Regions from separate parts of the Homo sapiens genome. Here region 1 is linked to region 2. The links are chromatin loops, found by intact Hi-C in ENCODE. Cell type or tissue: spleen. All regions are shown on one strand. Each heading gives the region's core, and the rest is flanking DNA. Links, peaks and the distances in the headings are about the cores only.

Region 1 (8,342 bases), core at 175-8,174, 120 kb after region 2:
CATCCAAATTTTTTCATCACAAGTTTATTTATTAAGTATTATTATTATTATTTTTTGAGATGGAGTCTTGCTTTGTCACCCAGGCTAGAGTGTAGTGGCATGATTACGACTCACTGCAACCTCTGCCTCCCAGGTTCAAGCGATTCTCCTGCCTCAGTCTCCTGAGTAGCTGGGATTACAGGCATGCGCCACCATGCCCAGCTAATTTTTGTATTTTTAGTAGAAATGGGGTTTCACCATGTTGGCCAGACTGGTCTTGAACTCCTGACCTCATGTAATCTGCCCACCTCGGCCTCCCAAAGTGCTGATATTACAGGCATGAGCCACTGCACCCAGCCTACAAGTTTAAATAGATACGAAGAATGCCATGTCCAACATATTTTGAATGTTGACAGTTTAAAAAAACTATTCAACGGAATCTAAATACAGTTCCATGACAATTTGATTCCCACCATCATCTTTTTAAGAAGCACATGAATAAGTTTTTATTTTTTTTATAGACTTTCTTTTCAGAACAGTTAGATTCACAGTCAAATTGGACAGAAATAGAAAGAGTGCCTATATATCCCGTGCCTTCACACACACACAGCTTCCCCCACTATCAACACCCTCCACCAGCATGGCACATTTGTCACAGTTGATGAATCTACATTGACACGTTATTATCACCCAAAGTCCATAATTGACATTAATCTTCACTTTTGGTGATGTACAGTAAGCTTTTTTCAACATTTGGGACATTTTATATTGTTCCTTTTTTTTCCCTTTGAACTGTTCTCATTTCATTTTCTCCACAAAGATTTATCCTATTGTAATATATTGATATGCTGAAAAGTCTTTTATTATTCTCTGTCCCATACTCCTCTTCAACTAATTATGTTTACAAATTGATGGGTGAGCTTTTCTTTTCTGTCACCATAGGACACTTAAGGGTTAAAAAATCACAGTTGACCAAAACAACATGGAAACCTTTTTTTATTATAAATGTTGATATTAATTAAATATAAAAAGCAAAAATGGGAGGCCAGGCACAGTGGCTCACACCTGTAATCCCAGTACTTTGGATCACCTGAGGTCAGGAGTTCAAGACTAGCCTGGCCAACATGATGAAACCTTGTCTCTACTAATAATACAAAAAAAAATTAGCTGGGCATGGTGGCACACACCTGTAATCCCAGCTACTCGGGAGGCTGAGGCAGGAGAATCGCTTGAACCCGGGAGGTGGAGGTTGCAGTGAGCCAACATCGTGCCATTGCACTCCAGCCTGGGTGACAAGAGTGAAATGAAACTCCATCTCCAAAAAAAAAAAAAAAAAAAAAACCAAGAAAAAAACAATGGGGAGGGGACATCTCTTAATGTTAGAAATAGATTAGGTGGAGCCATTTTCCCCCTGGTTAATTCCAGGATCAAAGGATGAATTTCCGTATCAATTACATTCCAGTTTTTCATTTTTACAGATGTTGAGTACTTTCTATATTGAGAAACCTTGTTCACATAAATAAGTAGATGGGAACAGAAGAATGCCATTCAATTCTTTGAACTCCTTCCAAGGTACTAGCCAAAAGCCACAGGAGGATCAATGATGGTTCTTTTCATCCATTAGCTGACCAGATAATTAGGTACCTTCTATTATGTTGAAAGCAAAGAATTAGAATCCACATGACTTCCAAAAGGATTTGTGATGAGTCTTCTTCTTTCTCTGCACTGGTGTTTCAAGTTGTCCTTTTGTTTAGGGCCTTTGAGCCTTACCCTGGGGCAGTAAGATTCTGTGTGGGTGCAGGTGAGATTTTCCTTTCTAACATGCAAAAAGGCAACTGTGAAAGGGGCCGTCCATTCTCAGGCAGGTCCACTTTAGAAAATGGTACACTTCAAGACTGAGGATGTGACAATTTGCACAGCATGCTCTTGGAGGGGCTTCATGTAATTATAGGACATGGAGGGGCGGGGGGACACAGTTGAAAGACCCTTGGCCAAGGCCAGCCACAGTGGCTCACATCTGCAGTCTCAGCATTTTGGGAGGCCAAGGTGGGAGGATCACTTGAGGCTAGGAGTTCAACACCAGCCTGGAAACACAGGAGACCTCATTTCTTTAAAAAAAAATAAAATATAAATAAATTTCTTAAAAAAAGAAAGACCCTGGCCTTGAATGGTGGCTCACTATGAGTGGCTCAGGCTTCCCCATGGTTAACTGTCCTCTGCTTTACAAAGCCATTGTGCCTATTATGAAATAATAATTTATGTCATCATTTCTCATCTTCAACAGTCAATAGGCCCTAGGTGGATGCCAGCACTCAGAACACAGTGCCCCTAAACTATGGCACCGTGGCATGCTGAGTACTTTAAACCGAAGGAGATTAGAAGGACCTTCTAAGAAGCCAGACGATCTCTGTGACCTTCTCCCACCCTCCTTTCTCCTTCCCGCATTTATCCCCTGAAGCAGATTATAGAAACTCAACTTCTTCTCCCCAAAGCAAGCCACGAAACCTAGAAAGATCACTCTCTGACCTCCTCCCTTTGCCCCTGGAAGGTCCTCCTGTGGCAAGCGTCCTGCCCCATACCCGGGGGGTAAAGAGTGTCACACAGAGACACAGAAACAAATCAAAATAAACAGGCCTTGCTGAGCTCCCCCAGTTTATTGCCATTAGATCATGTTTCTCCGTAATTACCCACTTCTTTCATCAGATTGATGATGAAAAAAAAACAACAACAAATTATGACAAAATATTTAAAGAGGGTTATTCTGAGCCAATACGAGTGATTGAGCTCAAATTACACAGTCTCAGGAGGTCCTGAAAAAGTATGCCCCTGGCAGTTGGCTTGCAGTTTGGTTTTATATATTTCAGGGAGACAGGAATTGCAGGTAAAATCATAAATCAATATGTGGAAGGTATGCATTGGTTCCCAAAAAGGCAGGGCATCTCAAAGCAGAGACTTACATGTCATAGGTGGATTTTAGGGATTCTTGAGTTAGCAATTGGTTGAAAGAACTGAGCTTTATCTAAAGACTTGAAGTCAACAGAAAGGAATGCCTAAGTGAAGATAAGGAGGTCTGCTGTCTCTTATGTGATACTATAACAGAATCAGGTTGGAAAGTAAGCTACACTCTACAGGGTTAATTAAAAACCTGTCTCACGAGATTTTGTGGTTTATAGGTTATGACTCCCCTGGCCCTTAGGAAGGAATTTGGGCAAGATTGCATATAATCTATGCATTTCTTTCTTTTTCTTTCTCTTTCTTTCTTTCTTTTTTTTTTTTTTTTTTTATAAAAAAAGGAATCCTGGCAAGAGAAAAAAAAGTCAGGCACAGTGGCTCACACCTGTAATCCCAGCACTTTAGGAGGTAGGAGGATCACTTGAGCCCAGGAGTTTGAGACCAGACTGGGCAACATGTGAGACCTCATCTCTATAAAAAAATTAAAAATTAGCTGGGCGGGGTGACACATCCCTGTAGTCCCAGCCACTCAAGATGCTAAGGTGGGAGGATCACTTGAGCCTAGAAGGTCGAGGCTGCAGTGGGCCGTGATCATGCCATTGCACTCCAGCCTGGGTGACAGAGTGAGATCTGTCTAAAAAAGAAAAAAAGAAAGCTCAGAGTTCAGTCTTCTACTTAGCATAAAAATACATAATTTGCTTCTTTGGGTCTTGATTTCTGAAGGCTCCAATGTCACGTAAAACTTTGGTTAGATGAATTTGTGTTGCTTTTCTCTTGTTACTCTCTCTCTTGTTCTAGGGGTATCAGCCATGACCTCTGCAATGGGTGAGGAAAAGGTAAGACTTTTTCTCCCCTACAGAGACTCTCTTGCACAGGGGATGTGGTCTCTTTTGGGAAAGTGGGCCGGGGCAGTAGAACAGTATTATCCTCATAAAGGCAGCTTTAGTTTAGAAGCCTACTGTACAAAAATCAGTGACATTGCCTGTGTAGGGGAGAAAGAGCTGTTTTCTAACCCATTGCTAGGTTTATGGCTGAGGTCGCTATTGCAAAAGACAGATTACCAACAACAAAAAAAGCACAGAAATTTATTTAATGTAAGTAACACAGGAGCTTTCAGAAATGAAGATCTGAAGAAACAGGAAGAAGTGGGTATTTTTGTGGACAGTCGTGCAGAAGTGTGATTGCAGGACAAAACTGTATGATCTAATGGAAATAAACTGAGGGAAACTTGGCAAGGCCTGTTCCAATTCTTCTCTGGGTCCCTGTGTCTTCAGAGACAGGGACATTCCTTTCCTCTGGGTATAGGGTGGGCGCCTGTCTCACAAGGATCCTGTGACTTACTTTAGAGAAAGGTCAGAGGATTCTTTTAAGACCTGCTTCAGAGAAGGACAGGAAAAGGTGAGAGGGACCTTCCTGCTTCTGCTGTTTTCTCAAATGACAAGGTGCCATAGTTTGGGATAGCGTGTCCTAAACCCTGTCACCTGAAACCAAAATAGAGATCTGAGAATTGAGGACTGAGTATGAACATGGAAAATCATTCTGGTATTAACGTAAGCCATTCTTATTGCTAGAAGCCCTAAGAATCTCTTTTTCAGAAAAGGAATTGGTAAAGTCAGTTCATGTAAGGCACAACCTTACATAAGGTAAAGTCAGTTCACGTAAGGCGCAAACTTACATGAGGTAAAGTAAGTTCATGTAAGATTGTGCCTCAAGTAATTTCCTCAGATAAGTTCCTTACTGTGCTACTTTTTATTTATTCTAATAACTTTCTTTTGCTAACTTAAAAATAATATCTGGCCAGGCATGGTGGCTCACGCCTGTAATCCCAGCACTTTGGGAGGCCGAGGCAGGCAGATCACGAAGTCAGGAGATCAAGACCATCCTGGCCAACATGGTGAAACCCTGTCTCTACTAAAAATACAAAAACAAGTCGTGCATGGCGGCGTGTGCCTGTAGTCCCAGCTACTCGGGAGGCTGAGGCAGGAGAATCGCTTGAACCCGGGAGGCGGAAGTTGCGGTGAGCCGAGACCACACCATTGCACTCCAGCCTGGGCAACAGAGTGAGACTCTGTCTCAAAATAATAATAATAATAATAATATCAATTTATCATAAAAGGAAAAGTTGGAAAATTCAGAAAAATATAAGGAAGGAAATCTAAATCACCCATAATCTCACTCTTTAACAATAATCACTATTGATATTTTAGGCAACTTTTATTCCACAGATTATTCTGTTTCTTAACTGAAATTTGATGATGATTATACTCTACTGGTGGCTGCATGAGTGAGGAGCAGAGACAGAAACACAACTTCTTTGCCCAGGTGTAGAAGTGTCTCAGCCACAGCCTGGCAGCTATTGTGGGAGAAAAGTATTAATACCTTGTGGCATCATTCTTCCATTCCCTTCCAGCCTCCCTCAGCCCACCAAGGGCAGTCTCTGACCATCCAGGACCAGGTGTGGTTAGAAGGAAAGTTATACAGTAATCACCTTTATGGTCCCCAGCATGGGCTAATGTGTTAAAGGAAGGTCTACCCATGACTTCGGTGCCCTGGATCCTCTCACCAGCCAGTGTGGGCGTGTGTGATTAGTCAGTGTATTGATGCATGAAAGGCAACCTTAGAGGCCAGGCATGGTGGCTCACACCTGTAATCCCAACACTTTGGGAGGCAGAGCAGGAGGATCACTTGAAATCTGGAATTCAAGACCAGCCTGGAAAACATAGTGAGATCCCAGTTTCTGCAAAAATCAAACAATTAGCTGGGTGTGATGGCATGCACTTGTGGTCCCAGCTACTCAAGAGGCTGAGGTGGGAGGATCATTTGAGCTCAGGAGTTCAAGGCTGCAGTGAGCTATGATCCACTGCACTCCAGCCTGGGCAACAGAGCAATACCTTGTCTCAAAAAAAAAAAAAAAAGAAAAAAATACTATCTCAGAATCCCACTGGTTTGCAGAAACAGACATTTCCTCTCTCCAGGGTCTGCAGGCTCCCTGTCCTTAGCTCCAGAGTATGACTTAGACTTAGATTTAGGTAGGTCCATGTCTTTTTTTTTTTTTTTTTTTTTTTTGAGATGGAGTTTTGCTCCTGTGGCCCAGGCTGGAGTGCAATGGCACGATCTCGGCTCACTGCAACCTCTGCCTCCCGGGTTCAAGCGATTCTGCTGCCTCAGCCTCCCAAGTAGCTGAGATTACAGGCATGTGCCACCAGGCCCGGCTAATTTTGTATATTTAGTAGAGATGGGGTTTCACCATCTTGGCCAGGCTGGTCTCGAACTCCTGACCTCAGGTGATCCAACAGCCTTGGCCTCTCAAAATGCTGGGATTACAAACATGAGCCGCTGCGCCTGGCCCCACGCCTCTCTTATTGTCCCTGGATAGCACAGAACTCTGACATATTCTTCCCACGGTCAATGGGAAGAGTACAGGCAAATGACAGAAACACACTCTGCACCTCAAGCTCTCTGCTTAGAATCCATGCATCGTCCCATCTGCCACATTCTTTTGGTCAAAGCAAGTCACATGGCCAAACCCAACGTAAGTGAAGCAAGGAAATAAGCTTCACCCATTCTGGGGGAAGTTACTGCCCAGTCACCTGACAGCGAGCAGAGAACTGGGAGCGATGGTCTGATCTTCACTCAGTGAACTGCATTAACCCCATAGCTCTAGCCTGACTGGCTGCTCACTAGTGCTCCAAAGACACCTCTGTGCCTTTGTGCATGCTTGTTCTCCTCCCTGGAAATCTATTCTTATTCTTTTTTTCCCTACCAGAACATTGAACAGCTTTCAAGGCCTCGTTCAAACTTTGACCCCCTCTGTAAAGTTTTTCTTGACCATCGCAGTCCATAGTAATTTCTTCCTTCCTGAAAATCTCTAGACTGTGGCTCATTTTGAATTTTTGTAGTCTCTTATATCTTCCCCATTGACAGATATAGAGTCATCTGTCCATCTCACTATGATCGATCTGTATTTATCTTCTCCATGTGATAGCAACCTTCTTAAGAACAGGGATTTGAGGCCAGGCATGGTGGCTCACGCCTGTAATCCCAGCACTTTGGGAGGCCGAGGCAGGTGAATCCCTTGAACTCAGGAGTTTCAAACCAGCCTGGGCAACATAGCAAGACCCCATCTCTACAAAAAATTTAAAAATTAGCTGACCATGGTGGCATGTGCCTGTAGCCCCAGCTACTTGCAAGGCTGAGGTGGGAGAATTGCTTGAACCTGGGAGGCGGAGGTTGCAGTGAACCATGATCACGCCACTGCACTCCAGCATAGGTGACAGAGTGAGATATGTCCCTCCCCAAAGAAAGAACAGGGATGTTTTACATGTATAAAGGGTACTCACAAATATTTCTTCACGAACTGATAACTGTTTGCTTGATTTACTCTTTATTCCAAGAAGATTTTTAAAAAGTATTTGCTGTTTCTTTCCTATCCAGCTGTCCCCAAATGTTGCACTCCCAGAAGCTGTGAGAAAAGAGAGCAAGCTATGACCAAGAGTCTCATTTCCCATTTTAAAGTTCCTTTATTATTCGACTCAGGTTTACCCAGTTTCCATTTGCAGGATATAATGACTAAACGTTGAGTTCTGCTCACTACTTCTACAGAACAGCCCGCATTGAGTGGGCGCCCACACCGCAGGTGGAAGTTCCGATCCGAAAGCAATCAGTCTTATTATTCTAAGAATTATTCTTATTCTAAGGACTGCCCTCCTCCAGCACAGATTTGCTTTGTGTTTTTTGCTATTTCATTAAAAGAAAAAACAAAAACAGTGTAGCATGGTCACTTAGAAGGATATTCTGAAGCTGAAAAAGTCAGAAGTATGTCAGAGAAAGTTCTCAGAGAAAGGTACAGCTATACATCCTGCCTCTTTAGGGCACCCTGGTGAAATGTGGCCCTTCACAGTTTAGACAGGTTCTTCCCTGCAGAGGGTGACAGATGCTCTGTCTTTCCCAGATAAGGATGATGACAAACACTTGCTCTGGAGTCTTTTTTTTTCTTTTAATTTTTCCTTTTTCCTGAGATGGAGTCTTGCTTTGTCACCCAAGCTGGAGTGCGGTGGGATGATCTCAGCTCACTGTAACCTCCACTTCCCAGTCTCAAGTGATTCTTCTGCCTCAGCCTCCCTAGTAGCTGGGATTACAGGCGCCCACCACCAAACCCAATTAATTTTTGTATTTTTAGTAGAGACAGGGTTTTGCCATGTTAGCCAGGCTGGTCTCGAACTGCTGACCTCAGGTGATTCACCCACCTTGGCCACCCAAAGTACTGGGATTACAGGCGTGAGCCACCGCACCCGGGTTTGGAGTCTTCATTATGCTCTCTGTTCATGCTTCCAGTTCATCATACGTGATTCAAATATCTGGCCTTCCTAAGCCAAGGTTTGCTTTCTAGCAGCACCTTGAAATCACTCTTG
Region 2 (8,342 bases), core at 289-8,288:
TACCTGGAAGCAGAGACTGGGATGAAGATTAGAGTTCAGAAGTTTATCAGAGGATGGTTTCTAGGTAAATGCCTTGGAAGAGAAGCGATGAAGCAGGATTGGACAAGGGGAGAAGCTGGTCTACTACGCAGTCTCAAAAAAAGGCCTCAGCCAACTCCACAGGGAGCAACTGGGATGGCCCTTCAGAGTTGTCCCAGGTTGCAGCAAAGGGGCCAGAACTTTCTGCTCACATGTGGACCAGTTATTGGATGTAGCCAGTGCTCTGAAGTGGGTGGTGATCATAGGCCAGACACCTCTCTACAGATGAGGGCAATTTCCAGAAAGAGCTTCTGGTTGCTGGCTATTCGCTGGCAGCACTCCAACCTGCTGGGGACCTGGGCATCTTAGCGAGCACTACACCACTGTACTATTGAGGAAGGCACTTGATTTCTCTGTTTCCTTGTCTGTGAATTGAGGAGGAATAATTGTATTATCTGATAGGGATAAGAATTAAGGAAAAAAAAAACAGCCCAGTACCTGGTGAGGCACATGCTAAGCCCTCAATAAGTGTTAAGCTATCATTGTGATTATTATTACTTTATAGGTATATTTTATTATAATATTTTATTAGTTTCATTTTTCACACCTCATTCATTCAGAAGCACCTAAGATTTGGTTATAAGTTACTCTTTTTTTTTTTTTTTTTTTTTTTTTTTGTGAGACGGAGTCTCACTCTGTCACCCAGGCTGGACTGCAGTGGTGTGATCTCAGCTCACTGCTACCTCTGCCTCCTGTGTTCAAGCCATTCTCCTGCCTCAGCCTCCCAAGTAGCTGGGACTACAAGCGCATGCCATCATGCCCAGCTAATTTTTTGTATTTTTAGTAGAGATGGGGTTTCACCGTGTTAGCCAGCATGGTCTCGATCTCCTGGCCTCGTGATCTGCCCGCCTTGGCCTCCCAAAGTGCTGGGATTACAGGCATGAGCCACTGCACCCTGCCTATAAGTTACTCTTGTATGCTCTCATAGCATCCTACACTCCTACACTTAACATACCATATTATTATCGCCTTCTCATCTGTCTCCCTTACTAGAGTATAAATTCCTTGGAAGCATTCACCTCTTAGCCTTACCTACAACCTGGCTGGTCTTGCAGCCTGCCCAACCATGGCTACCCGTTCTCTCCTACCTCACACAACTCTGCACAAGGCTCTGCCATTTTTTCCCCTCCTTGCCACTGTCATCCACCAGCCAGCCTCCAGCCCATCCCACTCACTCATTGAAGGTTTGGACGACTGGCTCACAGTTGCTTTACATCTCATTTCCTGCTGTCATGTGATGTGACCTCAGTGTCCACAAGGACAATCCAGACAAAATCCTGATCCCTCAGTTCCTTGATCTCCTTACCTCTAATGATCATTATCTCGACTCCTCCTCTCCTGCCCATCCCGTATGAGGTGTGCAATTCAGGCTGCACCCCCCTGTGTGGCAAACTGAGTGCTCTGCGCCAATAGACCAGGCATCATTCCAACTTCCGATGATCCAGACATCATTCTGATTGGTCAGCACCTTTTTTTTTTACAGTCATTAAATATTTTTAATATTACCCCTACCCATGAACATAACCTAAAACATATATGTTCAACTTTTTCCACTATTCTTCAGTCTCACTGAAACCAATCCATTGACTGCTCTGGTTTCTCCAAATTGTTGGCCTCTTTCCTTCCTTTTTATACTAAATCAGTTTAGAGCTAATGGTCATTCATTTCAGTAAGATGTTAAAAAAAAAAAAAAAAGCTTTAAATCTCTTGTCCCAGTGTCTTTTTGTAGTCCCATTTGGGGTTTGTAAGGTGCTGCTTTCTCCACGGCTCAGGAAAGCCTTGCTAGAGAGAGTCCCATGCCAGGGTTTCTTGGTAGTCTCCATTAATTCATGATCCCCATCCTCAAATGGTCCCTCAATGTGTCCTCAAAATTCCTCACGTTTCCTACTCAAATTGCTCCCTGGCTTTTTGCAGTCTCCCAACATGCTTCTCAAAATCTCAAATTCCTTCCTCCTGTCCTCCCTCAATGAGCAAATAAACTAGCCTTTTAATGAATCTTATGAAAAAATGAGTTAAAATAATACATGCACATTATAACAGGGGAACATCCGAGATATATAAAGAAAAGAAGTCATAATATCTCTGATATTATCCAGCTATAGGCCCATTGCTCTGAGGAAATCAATGTTAAGAAGCAAGTGGGAATTTCTTGGCAAATTCCTTCAAACTCATATGAACAAATGCAAATATATGGAGACATGTATATGGGGCATGTATCTGTTCTGACAACAGTGGGATCATGTTATAGATATTTCTCAGCAGTTTGCTTTTCATAGTTAACCATAACAATGGACATTCCCCACCTTTGCCAATATGTATCATATATATGTATATATATGATGTCTATATCATGTCTATATCAAATATATTGTGATATATAGATGCATGTCAGTATATAAATTATATCTGAATACATACAAATGTATTATAGAGATAAACCACCTCTGTTTAGCCTGTGCAAAACTCCAGGATAATTTAACTGCATAGCTACTCAAGGCTCCCTCTATCACAAAGAATTTCCAAACTGCATACCTAAGCAAGGCAGAACAGATCATGATTAACTCAAACATTTAAATACAATCATGTCTAGAGAACTCAAAGTAAAGAACTAGACTTTGTAGGATCTAGAACCAGAAATACCTTTTGACCCAGCAATCCCATTACAGGGTGTATTTCCAAAGGATTATAAATCATTCTGCTATAAAGACACATGAACACGTATGTTTATTGCAGCACTATTTACAATAGCAAAGACTTGGAACCAACCCAAATGCCCACAAATGATAGACTGGATAAAGAAAATGTGGCACATTACACCATGGAATACGATGCAGCCATAAAAAAGAATGAATTCATGTCCTTTGCAGGGGCATGGATGAAGCTGGAAGCCATCATTCTCAGCAAACTAACACAGAAACAGAAAAACAAACACCACATTTTCTCACTCATAAGTGAGAGTTGAAAAATGAGAATACATGGACATTGGGAGGGGAACATCACACACCCACACACCCGGGCCTGTCGGGGGTGGTGGGGGGCAAGGGGAGGGAAAGCATTAGGACAAATACCTAATGCATGTGGGGCTTAAAACCTAGATGACAGGTTCATAGGTGCAGCAAACCACCATGGCACAAGGTGCTATGTGACAAAGTGCACATTCTGCACATGTATCCCAGAACTTTAAAGTAAAATAAAAGTAAAAAGATAAAAAATAAAATAAATAAATAAAAAAAACCTAGATCTACAGTCAGGGCATTTCCACCCCGGAACAATCTCTGTTGCACTAGCAAGGTCACATGACATGGATCCCTATTAGTATCTTTTTATGAAGGGATTTGTCTTTGGCATATTAACATTATTCTAATTCAGCCATTCACTAATTGATAGACAGCTTAATCATTTTCAGTTTTCTTGCCATGACAAGCAAAGCTGTAATAAATATCCTGGAACATATGGTTTTTCATAACACTGCTGTTATTTTCACAGGAAAGATTTCTAAACTAAAATTCCTGTGCCAAAGAGAATAGATTTTTTTTTATTTCATAGAGATGTTCAGATTACATTCAGCAAGGATGCAGCAATTCACTGCTGTCAGAAGCCAGGTAAGAGAGCACCTGCCTCCCCGTACTCCTGACAGCACAAAATGGGATCTCTCCCCACTTCATTTCTTTTTTGTTTTTTCGTCTGTCAATTTGATGATGAAAAATGTATTTTCTAGAGAAATAGGAATGCTTTTATATTTTTGGTGGGAATGTAAATTAGTTCAACCATTGTGGAAGACAGTGTGGTGATTCCTGAAGGATCTAGAAACAGACCATTTGACCCAGCAATCCCATTACTGAGTATATACCCAAAGGAATATAAATCATTCTACTATAAAGACACATGCACGCATATGTTTATTGCAGCACTATTTACATTAGCAGAGACATGGAATCAACCCAAATGCCCATCAATGATAGACTAAATAAAGAAAATGTGGCACATTTACACCATGGAATACTATGCAGCCATAAAAAGGAATGAGACCATGTCCTTTGCAGGGACATGGATGAAGGTGGAAGCCATCATCCCCAGCAAACTAAAACAGGAACAGAAAACCAAACACTGCATGTTCTCACTCATAAGTGGGAGTTGAAAAATTAGAACACATGGACACAGGGAGGGGAACAACACACACCAGCACCAGTCAAGGGGTGGGGGGCGAGGGGAGGGAGAGAAATAGGACAAATAGCTCAAGCATGTGGGGCTTAACACTTAGATGACAGGTTGATAGGTGCAGCAAACCACCATGGCACACGTATACCTATGTAACAAGCCTGCATGTTCTGCACTTGTATCCCAGAACTTAAAGTAAAAAAAAAAAAAAAAAAAAAAAATTATTCTCCTGGTTTAATTTTACTTACTTGACTTCTAGAAAGTTTGAGTGTCTTTTTATATGTTTATTGGATATTTACATTGTATCTTCTATGAATCACTTTTGCCCTTTTTCTTATGTGTTTTCTCTTACTGATTTAGAGAAATTATTTCTATTGTGAATATTAATAGTTTTGTCTGTCATATCTGTTGAAAATATATTTCCCATTTCTTAGTATTTTTATTTACTGTTTGTTCATGTGTTTGCCATGAATTTTTAAAAGTATTTATGTAACAAAACAAATATATCTTTCTGATTACTGAGTTTACTGGTTTGTTTGGGAGCATTTCACCATTGAAAATTTGCTCTCCAAATTTTTATTCTAATCATTTGTTGTTTTCTGATATTAAATATTTGTTATTTTTGTATATAGTATGAGAAAGGGCTCTAGCTTTGAGTTTCTTATCATTTATCTCCCCAGATATATATATAATGTTATATTAATTTGATATATATTTAAATATATACATCTACCTATATTCATCTATCATCTATCTATCTATCTATTTATCTAATGTATAGATAGAGTGAAAATGCCTTCTATCTTAAGTCTGTTTTCTATTGCTGTAACAGAAGACCATAGACTGATTTTCTAGGAAAATTTATTTCATCATGTTTCTGGAGACTGGGAAGTTTAAGAGCATGGCTCAGATACCTGGTGAGGACTTTCCTGCTGCATCATAGCAGAGCAGAGAGTGTCACATGGCAAGAGGGCAGAAGCAAGAGAGTCAGAGAGTGCTCGCTTTCATACGAAAGCCACTCCTGCAATAATGAACCCACTACTGTGACAGCAGCATTAATCTCTACATGAGGGCAGGGGGATTAAGTTTCCAACACAGGAATCTTTGGGAGACACATTCAAACTATAACACCATTTTTGCCATGGGTTAAAGTATCATATATATTTAGATCTGTTTCTGGATTCTTTAGACTCTTCCACTAACCACTTTATTTCTGTCACCAATTAAAATCTTAGGCAAGCTTTAATAACTGATAAGCCAGGTTTTTACTTACTAGTATTTTTCCTTTTTTCATTATGTTCTTAGATTATTTTGGATATCTATGCTTCAGTACTAATTTTGTAATTATTTTTATCCAGTTTATTACCAAAAAGTTACATTCTAATTGGAATTTTAGTAATTTTGAAGTATTGACCTATTTATGATACCATGTCTTCCCATCTAGCCCGTTTCACTTGTTCCTTATTATTTATCAAGAAGGTATTATAGTTTTTTTTAAATAAAGGTCCTGTGCCTTTTTTGTTAACTTTTTGGATACAATTATGAAAAAAAAAAATGTATTCTATTTTCAAGTCTATTTGTAGCTGTTTATTACCAGAAGGAAAAAACTACCGGGCTTTGAATAGTTACCTTACATCCAGCTACCTCACCAAATAATGTTATTAATTCTAGATGTTTCTTAAGTTTACTGCTTATACTATTTGCATGTATAATTTTGCCTCTTTCACATTCATACTAACTATTGAGTTACTGTTTTTGTGTATTTTATATTTATTATTATATTAACTATAATGATTACTGTGTTATAACTTCAAGAACAATATTGACTAGTTGCACTAGGAGTGGGCATATCTGTCTTATTCTTAAATTTAAAATGGCTGCAGCATTACACAATTTAGTATCATTTGTCAATTGGGTTTTGTGATTTTATTTTATTATGTTTAAGCAATGTATTTCCATTCCTACATTACTAAAAATTTATAAAATTTATGCTAGGAATGACAGCTGTGTTTTATTAAATGAATTTATGAGATTTGGAGCTAAAAACACGTACTTGTCTTTTCCTGCATTGATATACGGAATTATGTTACTAGGTCTTCTAACACTAAACCATCCATGCATTGCTGGGATGAATTCTTCTGAGCATGATACAGTCTTCTTTCAATATACAGCTAGATTTGATTTTCAATATTTTATTATTTTATATCTAGACAAAATAGAAATTCATTTGTACTTCTTGTATCTTTTATACTATCTTTTCAGAGTTTGATATTGAAATTATTCTAAGGTGAACTGCATTAGAGACATCTCCATGATTTCTATGGATTAGGGTGGATTAACATAGGAATAGCCTATTTTTTAGAAGTTTGAGTTAATTCAGTTATAACAGCATTTGAGTCTGAACCTTTTTGTTAAATATAGAAGTCAGCATTTCCAGTATCATCCATGGCAAATAACCTTTTAATGTTTTCTGCACCCTCATGGAGTAATTTTAAGAGTTAATATATTGGTAATCCATTTTCTTTCAATTTCCAGAAGTATTTTATGGAATTATTTATTATATTCTTATGTACTTACTTAATTTCTTCCAAATCTCATTTCAAATATTATTCTCTTTTGTCTCTTTTTTTCCTTAATCAGGATTGTCAAGGTTTTATTTTTATTTGTTTGAGGGTTTTGGTTGCTTTTTAAAAAAGTAAAAGCCTGTTGTCCCAGCTACTTGGGAGTCTGAGGCAGGAGGATCACTTGAGCCCGGGAGTTAGAGCCTGTAGTGTGTTATAATCACATCTGTGAGTAGCCACTCCATTCCAGCCTATGCAACATAGCAAGACTCTGTCTCTAAAAAGAATAAATTATTAACTGAAAGTAAATTAAGAAACAAGTATTTGTTGTAATTTACATTTTCTGAAAAATATTTATTTTTATTAATTTCAACTATCCCTTTCCATCATCCTACTTTCTTTTCATTCATTTTCCTGATGTTTTAAAATTTCTTAATGTTGGGCTATTGCGCCAGCTGAATATGTGGAAGGCAGGAGCCTGGAGGCCAAGCTTAGCTGCCTTCCATGCTCCCTTTACATCTTCCCTCTGTGTGCCTGTCCACAGTGAGTCACGCATGAGAAGACAGACTGAAGAGAGCAGAGGGCCCAGGCCTGGAGGAATAGAGTCTAAAGGGATCCCATGATCAGTTAGTCATCATCAAAGGTCCTTGCAAGTCAAACATTCTAATTGATGTTTTTAGTAATGGCTCACTAGCAACCCTTCCCTTGACAACTAGTAGAAAGCAAACAAAATATTTTTGAAACCTCTTACAGACATAGAAGGCACAGAGAAGGTACAAAAGTAACAAGCACTTGAGAATGCAAGATTGCAGAAAGAAGGGATGTATAGAATTCCATATTCAAGCAATTATTCCTCTTGAGGGATTTGCTGATTAACAAACTGCAATTAGGTCAGAAACTGAGGAACTGACACTCTTACTGAGATGGGAGACCAAATTAAAGTGAGAACCCAGCAAACAAGAGAGATTTAAAGGGATATTTCAGCTTTTTCAGTGGGACCCCCCCAAGATTCCTAAAGGACTGCATCCGGGAGTGGGTTAGAAATAAATCAGAACTCAAAGGACTATGACATCATCTAAAGGCTCTAATGATATCTACAGCTGTTTTTTTTTTTTTTTTGCAATGCCCACCATTCAATCAATTACCTCTCATACCATAAATAAGACCACATGCCCCCCAAAATTATGAGCATTAAACAGACCCACAGGAAATTACAGATATCGGGGGCATCAGACACAGGTTTTAAAATAATTATGATTAATATGTTCAAGAAATGAGATGGCATGATGAAGAAACTCAGTAGAGAACTGGAAACTGATCTTTAAAAAAGACAAGAGAAAGGAGGGGAAAATATAAAAGTCAATCTTAACAGTTTGTGCAGTATCTCTTATCTGCAGACCACGGGATTTATATTATTGCACTCTTGGTGCAACTTATAGTATGTATGTAATAGCTTTTATGAATTGTTTGAGTTATGAATTTCTATACCCTCTATTAAAATGGACCTAAGTTTTTAAATGAATTATAGAACTGGAATTATGAACA

Evidence for each region. Peaks named below come from ENCODE experiments on the same cell type or tissue, not always from the same donor. Only the 100,000 strongest peaks of a DNase experiment are listed, where the experiment ranks them.
Region 1: a loop joins it to region 2, with 2.0 times the contacts of the local background. A loop is called at or near these places in 1 of 110 quality-filtered maps.

What each region holds. Positions count from the first base shown.
Region 1 is chr10:26,521,713-26,530,054 of GRCh38, forward strand. All of the region lies in intron 8 of APBB1IP (amyloid beta precursor protein binding family B member 1 interacting protein), which reads left to right. Among named protein-coding and RNA genes, the nearest start is that of LINC03028, 53 kb to the right of the region's middle. RefSeq lists a silencer at 7,753-7,802. In spleen, for the core only: no CTCF peak of the experiment used is centred there; no DNase peak of the experiment used is centred there; H3K27ac peaks cover 4,892 bases.
Region 2 is chr10:26,400,193-26,408,534 of GRCh38, forward strand. No RefSeq gene overlaps it. Among named protein-coding and RNA genes, the nearest start is that of APBB1IP, 34 kb to the right of the region's middle. In spleen, for the core only: no CTCF peak of the experiment used is centred there; no DNase peak of the experiment used is centred there.